2 separate regions of the Mus musculus genome follow, and region 2 is linked to region 1. A link is a loop called in an ENCODE intact Hi-C map of the cell type or tissue named here. Cell type or tissue: left cerebral cortex. All regions are shown on one strand.

What was found. Hi-C counts contacts between places; a loop is a spot of excess contacts. Peaks named below come from ENCODE experiments on the same cell type or tissue, not always from the same donor. Only the 100,000 strongest peaks of a DNase experiment are listed, where the experiment ranks them.
Region 2: a loop joins it to region 1, with 3 times the contacts of the local background. A loop is called at or near these places in 2 of 42 quality-filtered maps.

The regions. Positions count from the first base shown.
Region 1 is chr13:24,514,247-24,522,246 of GRCm38, forward strand. It overlaps a transcript of Ripor2 not described here. Among named protein-coding and RNA genes, the nearest start is that of Gm22013, 31 kb to the left of the region's middle. In left cerebral cortex, a CTCF peak has its summit at 4,813 (motif pointing right); DNase peaks (open chromatin) are centred at 4,822, 6,209 and 7,431; H3K4me3 peaks cover 201 bases.
Region 2 is chr13:24,573,651-24,581,650 of GRCm38, forward strand. It overlaps a transcript of Ripor2 not described here. Among named protein-coding and RNA genes, the nearest start is that of Ripor2, 61 kb to the right of the region's middle. In left cerebral cortex, no CTCF peak of the experiment used is centred here; DNase peaks (open chromatin) are centred at 3,239 and 3,754; H3K27ac peaks cover 1,267 bases.

The DNA of each region.
Region 1 (8,000 bases):
GCTATTCAAATTCTTTTTAAACTTTCTACTTCAAAAATAAAATATGGGCTGGCAGGAGGGTCAGTGGTTAGAGATGCTTGCTGGCAAGCTTGACAACCTGAATTTGAACCCTGGGACCTGAGAGACTAGGTCTTAGTTAGTTACTATTGCTGAGATGCAACACCATGACCAAGGCAACTTACAGAAGAAAGTATTTCAATGGGGCTTACTTACAGTTTCAGAAAGTTAAGTCTATGGTCATCGTGGTGGGGAATGTAGCAGCAAGCAGGCAGGCAGGCATAGTATGGAAGCAGTAGCTAAGAGCTTACATCCTCATCAGCAAGCAGGAGGAAAAGAGAGTGAGACTGGACCTGTCTTGGGTTTCCTAAACCTTAAAGCCCACCCCCAGTGACATAACTCCTCCAACGGGCCACACCCTACGCCAGCAAGGCCATGTCTCCTAACAGTGTTCAAACATTCCCACTAACTGGGAACTGAGCATTCGACCATGAGACTATGGGACCATTCTCATTCAGACCACCACAGACTAGACATTTGATGCCTGATAGACAGACAGATAGGGAGAGGGGCCATGACTAAGACAGGTAAGTAATAAGGATAAGTCAACTTCCAAGATGGTGGCTTCTTCCTTGCCCTTCTGACCAGAGACCAAAGCCTGGCAGCTTAAAACCAAAGACTAGCAGGCTTTTTTTTTTCTCCAGCCAGTGAGATCAGCATGCTGAAGGACTGGTCAGACAAGTTCAAAGCCAGATGTTTACACCAAAGTTGTAGACCTCTCAGCTACCCTGTCATTTACCCTGACCATCCCTAGATTAGGAGAGGAGGGCCCATCAACTGATGCTTAAACCCGAGCCCCAGATGAGAGACTGCATCTGAGCCCCGCCCCCTCTCTGCATCTGAGCCCCGCCCCCTCTCTGTATCTGAGCCCCGCCCCCTCTGTTTGGCAGAGAGGTTTTTCCCTCTGTGTCTTGCTGTACCTGTGAGTTTCCTCCCCCCAATCAACGTCTTTCTTTAACCGCTGACTCTGCTACTCTGCTGTGTTTGCAATGTCTCTACCTCTATCTGCTGTGCTCAAGACTTTCCTGCCTTTTAATTCTTTATCTTGCAGAGAAAGTCAACCAGTTCAAGACTCCTGTCCCCTGAGGGAGAATCAACTTTTACAGATTGTCCTCTAACCTTCATCCATGCAGTGATACAAGCACACACACACTCATGCACACACTCACGTACACACACACACAAGCTGAAAGAAAAAGAGGAAGTGTCTAATGAAACTGCCCTCCTTAACTATGGTCTCCTGGAGATTCAAACCTTTGTTGGCTCCTGCCCCCTCTAGCCTTCAGCTGCTATTCTCTGGGTCTCAGCCTCTAGAGCTTCCTGCTTCCAGTCCTGACCTTTAACCTCTATCTCCCAGCTTCCTGCCCTCCAGTCTCAGCCTGCAATCTCTAGCTCCCAGCCTCTAGCCTCTTGGCTCTCGCCATCTTCATTTCAGAGGCAATCTTTTTCCATATCCTTAACACTTTCCTCTCTATATATTTTTTTCTATTTGAAATTGTCCAGGACCTTTTAAGATGAGGGCCACTGTTTTACAGGGAATGTTCACCAATTCGAAAATCACTGTGTGACAATTCATATTGTGGAATTCATACAAATGAGGTTTTGAGAAATATGCATATGTTTGGGTTTTTTTAACTTTAAAAAATGTAGCTGGGTAGTGATGGTGCACGCCTTTAATCCCAGCACTTGGGAGGCAGAGGCAGGCAGATTTCTGAGTTCAAGACCAGCCTGGTCTACAAAGTGAGTTCCAGAACAGCCAGGGCTACACAGAGAAACCCTGTCTCAGAAAAAAAAAAAAAAAAAAAGTAGAGCAAAAAGAGAAGACAAATGTACAGCAACCACCATAGGATAATGAGTGTTTATAGGATAATGAGTGTTTATAGGATAATGAGTGTTTGAGGGGTTCTGGCAATTCTCATTTTGAAGGAAAACCAAGGATTTATAGTGACTGCCTCGCTGGCTGCCATGCTGAACTTCCAAAGTCCTTCAGAACACTCATGCCTGCAATCTGCCTTCTGTCCTTTCTTTCTTCTTCTTCTTTTTCTTCTTTTCATTCCATTTTGGTTTGTTTTTATGAGACAAGGCCTAACTCTGTAGCGTTGGCTGGTCTGGCCCTTACTATGCAGCCTGGGTTGACCTAAATCTTAAGATAGTCCTCTTGCGTGAGTCTCTTGGACACCAGTATTAGACATGAACCTTTCACACCTAGCCCTGTGGTTGGTTTTCATTTGCTTAGCACAGATATTCTCTAGATCACCCATGTACATTATCATAAGCCTTACCAAGGGAAACCCAATCCTGTCTTCTCTGCATATTGTAGCTATGCAAATATCTAACAGAAGGACCCCCATCACCATGTCAATAAATGGAAGTAAAATAATGCCCCTCTTTTCTGCACACAGTAGCCTGAAATGAAAGCTTTTATGGGGTTCTGAGTGGTTTTGTTCAGTCTGTAACTTGTAAGTAACAATCATTTATAGAACTATCTTGCTGAGTAAAAGGCTTTCAAAAGTGGCTCCCTTGGGGCTGGAGAGATGGCTCGGCTGTTAAGAGCTCTGCTGGCTGCTCCTCCAGGACCAAGGTTTGACTCCCAACACCTATATGGCAGCTCAAACCATCTGTAATTCCAGTCCCAGAAGAGACAATGCTCTCTTCCACAGGCGCTATAAACGTGTGGTACACAGACCTGCATGCAGGCATAAATGGTTCATGTGTGGGCTGGGGATGTAACTGGTTCCTTTGGTAGAGTAGTTGTTAGCCTACTTATGTATAAGGTCTTGGGTTCGATCTCAGCACTGTATAAACATATTGGCTGGTATATGTCTATGATATAGCACACCAGGAAATTAAGGAAAAATCAGGCGTTAGATGTTATTCTCAGCTACATAGAGAATTCAAGGCCAGCCTGGTTACATGAAACAAACAAACAAACAAACAAACAAACTTGTTATAAACAAACAAACTTGTTATTTAGAAAAACCGAGCATCCCTGTGGCTTTTAATCCCACACAAGATGTCTACCCTTAACAATTTGTTTTCTGAACGCTGGCATTGAGGGCAAATGTAGCATCCTTTGGAAACCCAGAAGCCCATGGATTAAACCAACACCTCAAAACCCATCCCTGCTTCAGTCTCCTACAAGTCTGACTTTTGACCCCAAAGAAACACAGCTTCCCACGTGCCGGAACTCACTAAAGGACCACAGGAACTGGGGATGACTGACAGTCAAAAACCAATGTTTCCAAAGCTGGGAGGAGTTCCACAGATCACCGCCTCCCAGGCTGTCCTTCAGATGGTTTAATGTGCAGAGTCTTAAACCCAGGGTCCAGCCTTGGCTTTTATTTATTTTTAGAATAGTGAAACAGCTTTCCAGCTCAGACATTCAGGTTAAGACATAGGGACCTTTGGCTTTGACCTCCCTGGGGAGCTCGTGGGGGAGGAGGGGCGGTGAGTTTCCTCCTCTGTTCTCCTCCTTTTGTGATTTTCTTGTTCTGGGACAGCAATGCAAGGAAGACCTTCAATTCCTGATCTTTGGCCTCCGACTCTCAAGCTTGGGATGACAGGCATGTACCACCAGGCCAGGCTCATCTTGACAGTGGTCACACTGTCAGTATCCTTAGTGCCCCACCCTCCACCTGCCACCCCCACACCCCCTCCCCTGTTTTCCAGAGCATTCTTATTCAGTAGAGAATTTCTATAGAAACTTCAAGTACTGTTTCCAGGTAGGAGAAATGTAAATGCCAAGGGCATTTCTTTCCAGTTCTTTGTCTAGAACGATTCTAAAACTAAATAAATAGAAGCTTTTGAATCACCCTCTCCCTGACTGTACCTCAATCAGATCTCTGCAACTCCCACCAGCCCCAGGACACCAGGATCTGTGAATGGGGATGGCCAGGAGGCATGGAGCATGCCCTGTGCTACTTACCACCACCCCCAACACACACACACCACACTCATACACAACACACACACAAACACAAACAACACACACACACACCACACTCATACACAACACACACACAAACAACACACACACCCCACACACATACACAACACACACACAAACAACACAGACACCACACTCATACACAACACACACCATACACCACACACACATATACATACCACAAACACACACACACCACACACATACACAACACACACCATACACCACACACACATACCACAAACACACACACACCATACATACAAACACACACACATACACAACACACACCAATACACACAACACACATACACACATCACACACACATACACACACACAAAACACACACAACACACACAAACACAAACAACACACACACACCCCCCTCCCCCTTCCTGATCAAGATCTAATCTCAATGGAGATCTTACTACTAATTAAAAATTATTAGGGATACAAGTTTTTAAAAAAAGAAGTTAAACGGCCTGTGAAGAATTAATTAACATAAACGGAATATGGCAACTTTTACAGACCAGTGGCCAGTTTTATTTAAGAAATAGTGTGGAAATACAACCCAATGATGTTGAGGGAAATCTAGCAATGAATATCAAGTACAAACTCTAATTTTGTTTTCATGGTAACTACTATGAATCCTCACTGGGTTCACTTCAGCTAAAAACTGTAAAAGCTCTCTCTAGATTTAGGATTTTCCAAGGCTGTATTTCACTTTATTTTTTAAATATAAAAATATTGATGTGAGGAGCCAAGACCTCTGTGATGGTCAAGTACAAGATTCTGTAAGCGTTCTGGGTAGTGGCCACAAGGTGGCGCCACAGTGGTATTTCACAAACCTAACAAGGAGCATAGCCGTTAATGGAAATTGATGTCATCCCCAAATACATGAATGCAATATAATGGCTTCCCTGGATGCGATGGGAACTTTAGTCACAGACTTCTGCTTTCCAATGACTCTCATATGTCCATGGTGACGCAGAAATGCGAGTTTGAAAGATTCTATGATTTCCAAACCTCACAGAGAAGAGCTCTAGAGTTTTCAGAACTTTTAGACTTTCTTATTTATTATTTACTTATTCACTGTACATCCTGATTGCAGTCCCTTCTCCTCCAAGTCCCACCTCTACAAGTCCCTCCTTCCATTATCCTCCCCGCACCCCTTCTCAGAGAAGGAGAGCCTAGCTTCTGAGCAGTTTCATCCAGCAGCAGATGGACACACAGTTGCAGAAGCCCACAGCCAAACATCAGGCAGGACTTGTGGAAGAGTGGGGGGTAGGACTGAGGGATCCAGAGGGGCCGAGGACACTGCAAGAAGACCTACAAAGTCAGTTAATCTGGGCCCATGGGGTTCACAGAGTCTGAACCATCAACCAAGCAGGGACTGGACCTAGGCCCCCCTATTCTTTTGGAGCAGATGTGCAGCTTGGTCTTCATGTGGGTCTCCTAACAGTTGCACAGGGGGCTGTCTCTGCCTCTGCTGCCTGTCATTGGCTCCCCTTCCCCTAACTGGACTTCCTGGTTGGACTTCAGTGAGAGAAGATGTGCTTACTCCTGCTGAGACTGGATGCTCCAGGGCAGAGTGGTAACTTTCTGATTTTCTATTAGTGCTTGCCTGCCCATCGGTGGCTGGGTGAAACCCACTCAGCTCATACACTGGTGTCCGTTTCAGCTATGTGGTAACTCTTCACATTGGAGTAACACCGGAGAACAAATAATGTCTGACAGGGAAGTCACGCCCAGGTGACATGGTGTGGAGGGAATTTTGTGAAAGATGGGCATCTGAAGACATCTTGAGAAAGGACTTGATAGATAGCTACCAGCGGAGAAAGCGACGGAGCATCTCAAATGCTCGCACTTGAACTGGCCGCAAGGTTAGGGAGCAGAGGCAGCCGCTGTTAATAGACTGTGCACACAGAAGCCTTCCATTTGATCTCCAGCACAGAATACAACTGGGCGTGGTGTCATAACCTGAAGTTCCGGCATTGCACAGGTGGATCAGATATTCAAGGTCCCCACTTAGCTGCATAGCAAGTTTAAGAATAGCCTGAACTACATTAAGACCCTGTCTCAAAAACAAAACAATAATATAAATAGGGTAGATGTAATACGGAGGAGAACGGGAACCGAGACAAGCGTCAGAGCTTTTTTCTGCCTAGAAAGGGTCTGTGTCTTTTCCTCTAACACCACTCCAGGCCCTATGCTCTGCCCCCACACTTGACAGCTGGCTGGATTTCCTTTCCATTCGTCTCCTGAGGCAGGCTCCTTTAGTTCTTTTCCTGCACCATATGTATTTACCAAAACCAACTGTAACACCCAGGAATACACAATGAGAGTATCTTTCTCCCTAGGTTTTAAAACTTTTTCTTTTTTAAATTTTAATCCAAAATTAAAACTGGAATTAAAATTTTTGGCTAATCACAAGACAGAAAAAATAGAACTGAGGGACTGGGATCTTTAACTTCAGAGTATCTAGACTCAAATATTTATGGTCTAGAGAGGGGAAAAAATGGGATGAATCCACTACTACCAACAGACATGGACTTTGATTTTCGGGTTGCTTGCGATGCTGGCTCCATCTCTAGGTACAGAATGTTCCCAGCTTCAAGAAGACCTTATCATTTAAGACCCAGGTGCTCTCTGTGCCTTCCTTCCTCTCAGGTGTTTAGTGCCAATTAAGTCTAGCTGTGGAGCACTCACCGCCACCGCTAATGTCACAAAAATGGAACTGGAGGCTAATTTTGCTTCTCATGAATAGGTCCCTGTGGTTTCATTTCAAGCCTAATGGAAGGGACGCGCTCCAGCCTTCCCCTCTGTTGTAACTTGCTGAGGCTCACCTTCAGGAATTTCGCTTCCGTTCCGTGTGCGCTATTTCCTGTGTGGGTTTATTGTTGGCTGTTGTTTTCACATATGAGTTCCATTCTATTGTGGATACTCCGTTCTTCAGGAACTACCAGAGTGAGTGATGACTTAACTGCTCATTTTGGGACCTTTATGTTCCTAGGAAGGCCTCCTAGTCCTGCTCAACTTCACTTCCTGCTATGGTGGGCTTCCTTCCGGCTCGCCCATGTTCCCCTTCAGTGTAGGAGAGCAATACCCCAAACCTCTGTGGAAAAGTATGGAAAACATTTTGGGATGGAGTAGTCATTATTTTGCAATCAGACATTGCTGTTTGGCATCAATTTCACAGGGCTTGAAGGAAAACTGAGAATTTGGTGACAGTGAGCGAGCTAGAAGGGGTAGCGTGCCCTGTGACACCACACCGGGGTCGCAAGCACCGTCCCTTCTGAGCGCGTGGATAAGCCAGCTTTGCCTTCCACAGCCGGTCCCGTTGGGAAGGTTGTGTCATTTCAGAAGCGGGTGCGTGTGTATGTCTGTTGCCATGACAACCCAGCAGCTTTTGGTTCAGGCTTCTCAGCCAAGGCATAAATGTACTCTTGAAGTGATGCTTGTCAGAATTTGCCAGACTATTTTCCAGCACCCCTGGATTCACACAAAAGGCTTAGAAGGTTTCCAACTCCATTTAGGGGAGAGACAGGATGAAATTAGTGGTTGGCTCATAAGAGTGGCGAGGGCTGAGAAGTTCTACTCCCCTGCGGAAGGCAGCATGTTCCAGCCTGCCGTTTCAATACTTTGGGCAGTTCTGCATAATTAAAGAAAAAGCCCAAAATCAAATGCCACAAAAAAAAAAAAAAAAAAAAAAAAAAAAAAGCTAATTACCGGAACTGAGGCTTTCTGTTGAGTTCTTGTGACTCATAACTATCTCTGCATTTAATAAGGGGTCATTGTTCCTGCCCGGACTTTATTCTTATTTGGGCTTGTCAAATATGTGTAGGTACTACACCAAAGAAAGCAACTAAAAAGTCAATAGCAGGAGCCAAGAGCATAATCTCTCAGCCAACTCCATGGACTTGTCAGTTCCTGCTTTTGTCTTCATGCCCACTAACCTCGCTGAAAGGATTAAAGCCTGGTCATTTTGCAAGGAAA
Region 2 (8,000 bases), 59 kb after region 1:
CAGCTTGTGCTACCTCCAGCTCCCAAGAGGCTCCCTGAGTGATGAAAGTATAAGACAGAGTTACCCTGTTCATTTCCAGCTGCTTCTATTCCTGTTTGTCAGGCAGCAGACATTTGAGGAAAATCTGCTCTGGGCAAAGAGCATTCCATGCTCCCTGCAGTGAACATGGAGGACCGTTAAGGCAGGCGCCATCTGCCCACAATAGACGTACAGCTTTGCTGGCAAAACAGCACATAAAAAAGACAAGTTACAGTACAAGACAGAATATGACCAGCCCCAGTGAGTTTCATAGGCAGTTAAAGTGTCATAAAAATTTAGGAAAGTAATTTGGAACAGTTTTCACTGATAAGAAATTTGGAGGGATACTTGTTGAAAGAGAAACTATTCCAGCTCAGGGAACAGTGTATGGAAAGAAAGTCTACAACTAGTACAATATATTTTAGCAAACAAATTCAGTATTTATGGAGTCCCTAGTGGGTGAAAAAGCAAGAGAGGGGCCAGAAGGATGGTTCACCAAATAAAGCATTTGTTCACTGTGATAGTTTGTACATGCTTAGCCCAGGGAGTAGCACTATTAGGATGCATGGCCTTGTTGGAGTAGGTGTGTCACTGTGGGCATGGGCTTAAGACCCTCACCCTAGCTGCCTGGAAGTCAGTCTTCCACTAGCAGCCTTCAGATGAAGATGTAGAACTGTCAGCTCCTCCTGTACCATGCCTGCTCGGATGCTGCCATGTCCCCGCCTTGATTATGGACTGAACCACTGAACCTGTAAGCCAGCCCCAATTAAATGTTGTCCTTTATAAGACTTGCCTTGGTCATGGTGTCTGTTCACAGAAGTAAAACCCTAAGACACTCACTATGCAAGCATGAGGACCTGAGTTCAAATCCTCAGGGTTCATGTAAAGCTGTTCATAGCAGCAAGCTCTATAACCCTGGCCTTCCTATAAGACATGGGAAGCAGAGACAGGGGAATCCCTGAAAGCTCACAGGTTGACCAGCCTGGTGTACACAGCTGTAAGCACCAAGAGACTCTGCCCAGGCCAGACATGATGGCACTGGCCTTTAATCCCAGCATTCTGGAGACAGAGTCCTCTGGATCTCTATGCAGTCCAGCACATCCAGGGCTATCTCAGAAAGACAGAGACAGCCAGATGGACAGCCAGCCAGATGGACAGACAGGGACTCTGACTCTACCTCAACCAAGGCTGGGTGTAAGGACTGAAACTCCAGATTCTCCTCTGTAATGGGCTTTCATGCTCACGCTCACATACACAGGTTAATTTAGCAAAGAGGGTGTGGTGATGGTAGGCCATGCCTATAGTCCCAGAACTAAGGGGGCCATAGTAGGAAGATTACTGCAAGTTGGTGGCCCTCCTGGGCCACAAAGAGTCCACTTGAAGCCAAACATGCAGACTTTAATTCTTACTTGGGCTGTTCTCATAGCCAAGGTCTACAGGCTCACATGAACTTCCCAAACCTCAAAAGCCCTCCTGTCATTTTATGCTCTCAGCACAGGTGTTGTCTTAGCACTTACATGATAGCATTCCCACAGAACAACCAAGCAAAGCACCACTAAGAGAACTCATTGTGCCCGTAAAATGGGAAGTCCAAAGAGGCAAAGTCCCAGCCCTCAGCCTCCAGCCCTGGAGCTGGCTGCCCTTGGGTGTGGCAGAAGGAAACCTGATCTGAGGGCGAGATGACCTTGACCATCATCAGCAGAAGGACAGCAAGAACATCTTGCAAGTGGAGGTTTTAGTTTACTGCTTTGTTGCCTGTACTTAAAATTATAGGTTGTGTGTGGCCGGGAAAGGCCTTCCAGAAGAGATAAGTAACAAGCTATTTTAGGATGACTCTTCCCATGACATAAATTATGGTTTGGAGAGGAGAGAGTTTGGAGGTACCAGAGGCTAATTAGAAAGAGACAGCCCAGTCTGCATGGAGGCCAGGGAGAGAGGGAACAAGAAGCCACAGACCGGAGAGACCAACTCCTTTCAAACATATAATATCACCGTCTAGCCTGGCATTCAGGGCCGTGGACCGAAGAGTTTTCATGGTTAAAGGTAATATTCACAATTTGGGAGAAGTGGGAGAAAAGAAGTGTTTCAACTGTTTGCTAGGATAGGTTCTGAGCAGGTAAGGAGCTGAGGGCCCAGCCCAGGGAAACACACTTCCTTTGTGTGTAGGAAGCCCTCAGTTCCACCCAACTTCTGCAAAACAGGGGTTTGAGGGGGCTTGCTAAAATGGGTTCTATAACTGCAGCTCTGGAGTAAAAACCTTGGCTCCAGCTCTCTCACCAGGTAAGGCTTGTCCAGCCATCCCAACAGCCAATTAAAGAGACAAGGAATGGAGACAAGTGGAGATCAGGTGACATTGGGAAGAACAGAAAGGGGCAGTCACTCAAGTCCATCTCTGGGTACAGAACAGGGGAGAGTGGGGAGTAGAGGTCTAGTCAATCACCCAGCCCCGCTCGAGGTCTCCTCGTTGTCTCAGTTCTGCGTCTGAAGAGTGGTCCAAAGAAGTTCGTATTGCTTGAGGGGGACAAGCAGGGTCTCAGGAGGTGGTCACTTCTTGCGGTTGTGGATAACCGCTCTCACCTGGGGCAGGGGGAAGGCTGAGGGCTGTGTTCTGTCCTGACTTTGTTCTTCCTTGAATCCAAGGTGATTTTAAGCGATTTAATCTCAATAACTTCATCCTTGAAGCGGCACTGAGCTAGCTTTGGCAGACATACACGTGTTAGTGATTCTCATGCCTATGTGTGTGTGCGCGTGGGGCGCGGGGGGAGGGGTGTCAATCAAAAGCCTGAACCAAGGTTAAGGGATGGACACAGAATGAAGGCATAGGTGACAGGCTTTTAGTGACACTGTGGGTGAGCAAAACCAGCTGCTGAGTGCCTGTTACTGCACCATATGGTCAAGACAGGAGATTATGAGCAGGCAGATGTAAAAGGGTGATGTCACTCTTCCTGGCCATGTGAGTGTTGTGAGAACCTAGTGCTGTGGAGAGGGGTGCCAAAGGTTTAGGGAGCCTGAAGTTGCACTTGGCTAGACGTTTTCACTTGGAGTCTGAAGAATGAAAGAGGAAAGACCTCCATCAGTCTTGCTCTGGTGGAGGCAGACTGGGAGACCTGGAGCTCCCAAGCCCCACTGGGCAGGCTTCTCCTCGACTCCTGCCTTGCAGCCATCCTTTGGTTGCCATGGTGACCACAGCAGACAGTGTGCAGATTCTCTCCAGTTCTCAAACCCCTCCCACAGACTACCATGTGTAGCCAATATGCCTCATGTAGCAATTAAAAGGAAAGATGATACCCACGCCTTCTCTAAAACGGTGGTAGTCTCAACTCTCCAGATAACAACCAAGTGGGCTGAGATAAACACAGAATTCTCTGCATCCCTTTATGGAACTGACACCCGAGTGCATAAGTGCAGATGTGGGTTTACACACTGATATGAGCATGCTAACTCAGAAGATATGTTTCTGAGAAGACAAAAATAAAAAACAAACGACCTGTATAGAACTGTCACCATTACGAGAAAGAAGCAAGTTGAAGAAAGGACATAGACTACAATCCTATCCATACGTGTTAATTCGTCCAAGGATTCCTGTGCCCTTGGGTAACATGTGTCCTTCATCTGTAGTACAAATTCTCTAACCTTCTGTTGTTCTTTCTGGCTTTGTTTAAGATGATGTTTTAGGTAGGGTTACTATTGATGTGATACCCTTACCAAAAGCAACTTGGGGAGGGAAGGGTGTATTTGGCTTACGTATCCCCAAGTCACAGTTCACTGAGGGAAGCCAGGGCAGGAACTCAAACAGGGCAGGATCCTGGAGGCAGGAGCTGATGCAGAGGCCATGAAGGGGCACTGCTTACTGGCTTGCTCCTCATGGTTTGTTCAGCCCAATTTCCTCTAGAACCCAGGACCACCTGCCCAGAGATTTCAATGAGTACAATGGACAAAGTACTCCCAATAAATCATTAATTAATTGTAACAATTAGAAGGAAAATACACAATTGCTTGCCTACAGCCATATCCTACTTACAAAGGCTTTTTTTTTTTCAGTTGAGATTCCCTCTTCTCAGATGACTTTAGCTTAGGTCAAGTTGACATTAACCTATCCAGGATAAACAAGAGTCTCCTGTAGCTCAGGCCAGTCTCCAACTCAACACATGGCTGAGGATGACTGAATTTCTGATCCTTCTGCCTCTACTTCCCAAGTGCAAAGCCATGCACAGTTCCCTTATGCTTGCTTGCTTTTTTTTTAAAGATTTGTTTGTTTGTTTATTTATTTATTTAATGTATATGAGTACACTGTAGCTGTACAGATGGTTGTGAGCCTTCATGTGGTTGTTGCGAATTGAATTTTTAGGACCTCTGCTCACTCTGGTCAACCCTGCTTGCTCCGGTCAGCCCCGCTCACTCAGACCCAAAGGTTTATTTATCATTATACATAAGTACACTGTAGCTGTCTTCAGACACACCAGAAGAGGGCTTCAGATCTCATTATGGGTGGTTGTCAAGCCACCATGTGGTTGCTGGGATTTGAACTCAGGACCTCTGAAAGAGCAATCGCTCTTAACCATTGAGCCATCTTGCCAGCCTGCCCCTTATGCTTTCTTTTTCTAACTTTTATTTTGTAAAATTTATACATTCACAGAAAGTTGCACAAACAGTGCAGAGATCTCATGACCCTTTTATCACATGGTCATATTTCATATATCTATGATAAAACCTAAAAACCAACACTGATCCAAAGTGTAGAAGTGGAAGAAAGGCTAGGTGGGTGTATGGGTATAGGGGTGTGTGTGTGTGTGTGTGTGTGTGTGTGTGTGTGTCTGTGTGTGTGTATGCAGATATGGATATCTCTGTGCATTTATGTCTGTGGGGGTATAGGTGTGGGTGTGTCTATGTTGGTGTGTGTATGTGTCTGTGTGTATAGATATAAGTATAGATATAAGTATAGATATATAAGCAGGATACTGTTTCATAGATGTGCAGATGTCAGCCTGTACCCACCACCACAAATAAAATACAGAGTATTCCCAAGAAATCCTTCCTGGGACACCTTCAGAGTTACCCACCACTTCCCCTAGCCTCATTCATTGTCCTCATCTCTGATCAGTTTAAGATTGTCTTGTATGTGAGACTACGGTATAAGTCTATGGTACTGCAGATGTCCTTTTGAACATGGCTTTTTTCACTCAGTGTGTGGCTCTCAGGATCTGCCTGCTTTATTTGGTGTCCAGATTCCCTCCTTCCACATCCACTGTCTGGTTGGATATATCTTGTTTAGCAATTCACCTACCATAGGACATTGCTGTATCCTCAGTGTTCACGTATGGGTGGTGAGTGAATGTTTAGTTTGAGGGGAAATGTCAACCTGGTCCCTGGAGCAGCCACGTATGCTGCCATTCCCACCAGCAGTGCCTTTGTGCTTTTATCAACACTTAATACTGATGGTAGTTTTTATTTCTGTTGTATTGCATTTTATCTCAACTCTGTTTCCAAATAATAACAGTGATAAATTCATTTGTGTGTCTGTACGGTATATGTACATGTTTGTATGTGCTCTTGTATGTGCATGTGTGCACATATGTGTACACATATGTGGAGGCCAAAGATCAGTGTCCCTGTCTTTTTTGATTACTCTCTACCTATTCCTTTGAGGAAAAGTTCTTAGTGAACCCAGAGCTCACCACTGAACTGCCCAGTGAGTTCCTATTGCCACCTCCCAGAACTGGAAATGTAGACACATGCTATCACAGTCAGCTTTTTAAGACCCTGTGAGCCCAAGATATATTCTGAACTCTGTTTTGCCCTGTTCCCCAACTGTTTTGCCCTGTTCCCCAACTCCAGCCTGTTCTCAGAATTTTACCAAGCTGGTTTGAATCGATCATGCTCCTACCTCAGTCATCATACCCAGCTCTTTTCATGGTAACTTTCATGTCTTTAAGCTTTTCCTTTTATCTTTTCTTCCTTTGTCTCCCTTTGCTAAGGTGGACATTGCGCTCAGTTTACTTTGACTTCACTAGTTTATTTTCTCCTCAGTGTTTAATTTGTCAGTAATCAAATATTCATATGACTTTCACTTTTGCTATTTTCTTATTCAGAAGTGCTCCTTTCCAAACTTGCTTAGTTATTTTATGGATATTGGTTCTAATTTTCTGCACATATTTTCAAACTTGCTTTCTCTCAGTTTATTAGCTCTGATCATTTTCAAGTTTGTGTCTCATGATTTTATTTTATGAAGAGTGGGGTCTTTCTCTACTTTTCTAAAATATTGTTGGTGGGCCATTGATGTTCTTATTTTTAAGAATGTTATAAAATAAAACGTAGCTAAAGAACTGTAAACTAATAAAAGAATGGCTACTGAATTATTGGAAGGCAAACACTGTTGTCACTGCCATCTGAATGTAGAATTTGGACTTGGTAGGAAACCCCTGCATTGGCAGTAAGTACCACAGAAACCCCTCCATTTGGCCTGTACTTATCCTGTGGATGAAATAATGTTTTTGAGAATTCAGGATTTTTTGGTTTCTTTAAAAAAACACAGAACTATAATATATTTTTGTTTTAATCCCAGGTGTGGGGATGTGCGGTGGCTTCGCGGCCGTTGATTTATCATTTGCCTCATATTCTAGCAGAGGCAAAGACTTGCTGGGTGCAGATGGCTTCTGCGATTGTATGGCTTTTGGCATTCTGAGAATTTTTTAGAGGGTTTATAAATGCTAAGACCCCAGTAGATGGTGAGTGGGTACTTGTTTGTCATTGAAGGGAGTGGGCTTAGTAGTAGTCATGCTCAAAGAAGAAACAAGGGGAAAGATTCTCTTCCATCCTTCTTTCTGTCCTATCCAGTGATAAGGGGTGAAACCAGGGGGATAAAGGGTGGGAAAAAAGAAGAACCCACAAAGTAGCAAAGACCAGCTACAAGTAAAGAAGAAACAAGAAGAAAAATTAGGTCCAGAGATCTCTATCTCTCCCCCCCCCCCCCTTATTCTTCTTTCTCTCCTATCTACTGGCAGGGGATGAAACCAGGGGGATAAATGTTGGTAAAAATAAATAAATAACCCACAAAATAGTAAAAGAATAGCTACACACGGACACACTAATTTTCCTGTGTCTTGTGAGAATTTCCAACTCTAGAAATTTCCAGAATTTCAGATGATCACAACTGAAGATGAGCACTCTGAAACACGTACTAAGTCAGCCGCAACTGAAACTAGAAGACTGTCTCCCATAGGCATGGTGTACAACTGACTCACACAGATACAGTTGCCCCCCCCCCCGGCCACCCCGCCACCAGAGATACAGCTGCCTCCCACAGGCGTGGCCTGCAACTGGGCCAAAGTATGAGAAGGACAGTATCACCCGTCGCCCTGTTTGACTCCAGTGCAACTTCTCAACTAAACAGAAGTAGAGGCTCTGAGACCAAGCTTCATGTGTCAAGTCACGATTCTTACTACCAAGATAAAATGCCTGACAAAGGCATCATAAGACATGTAGAATGTGTTCTGGCTCACTGTCTGAGGGTACACTCCATCATCATGGGGGAAGCATGGTGTCAGAACAGTGAGGCAGCTGTCATATTGCACCTGCAGTCAGGAGGAGAGAGAGTGGGGAAGGTGAATGTTGATGCTCAGTTTATTTCCTTAGTCTAGGACCCAATGTCACGGATGGTGCTGCCCACGTTCAGGGTGGATCCTCCTCCTACAGTCAGTTCAACCCTTCTGGAAACACCCTCAGGGACACACACACAGCAGCCGTGTGTGTCGTGGTGATTCTAAGTCCAGTCAAGTTGACAGTGAAGGCTGTCATATTTCCTACCAAAAGCTCCCCTCTCTCTATGCCCATCAGGTGCCAAGATCTGACCTGGGAGCCCTGTAGCATCAGTCAACTAGATTCACATACAGCTCTCTGCAGCCTCACTGTGGAGACATCTCGAAAACCCCTTCTTTAACTGCAGTTGTACATCATCTGTGTTATTACCTCAGAGCCTTCAGAGA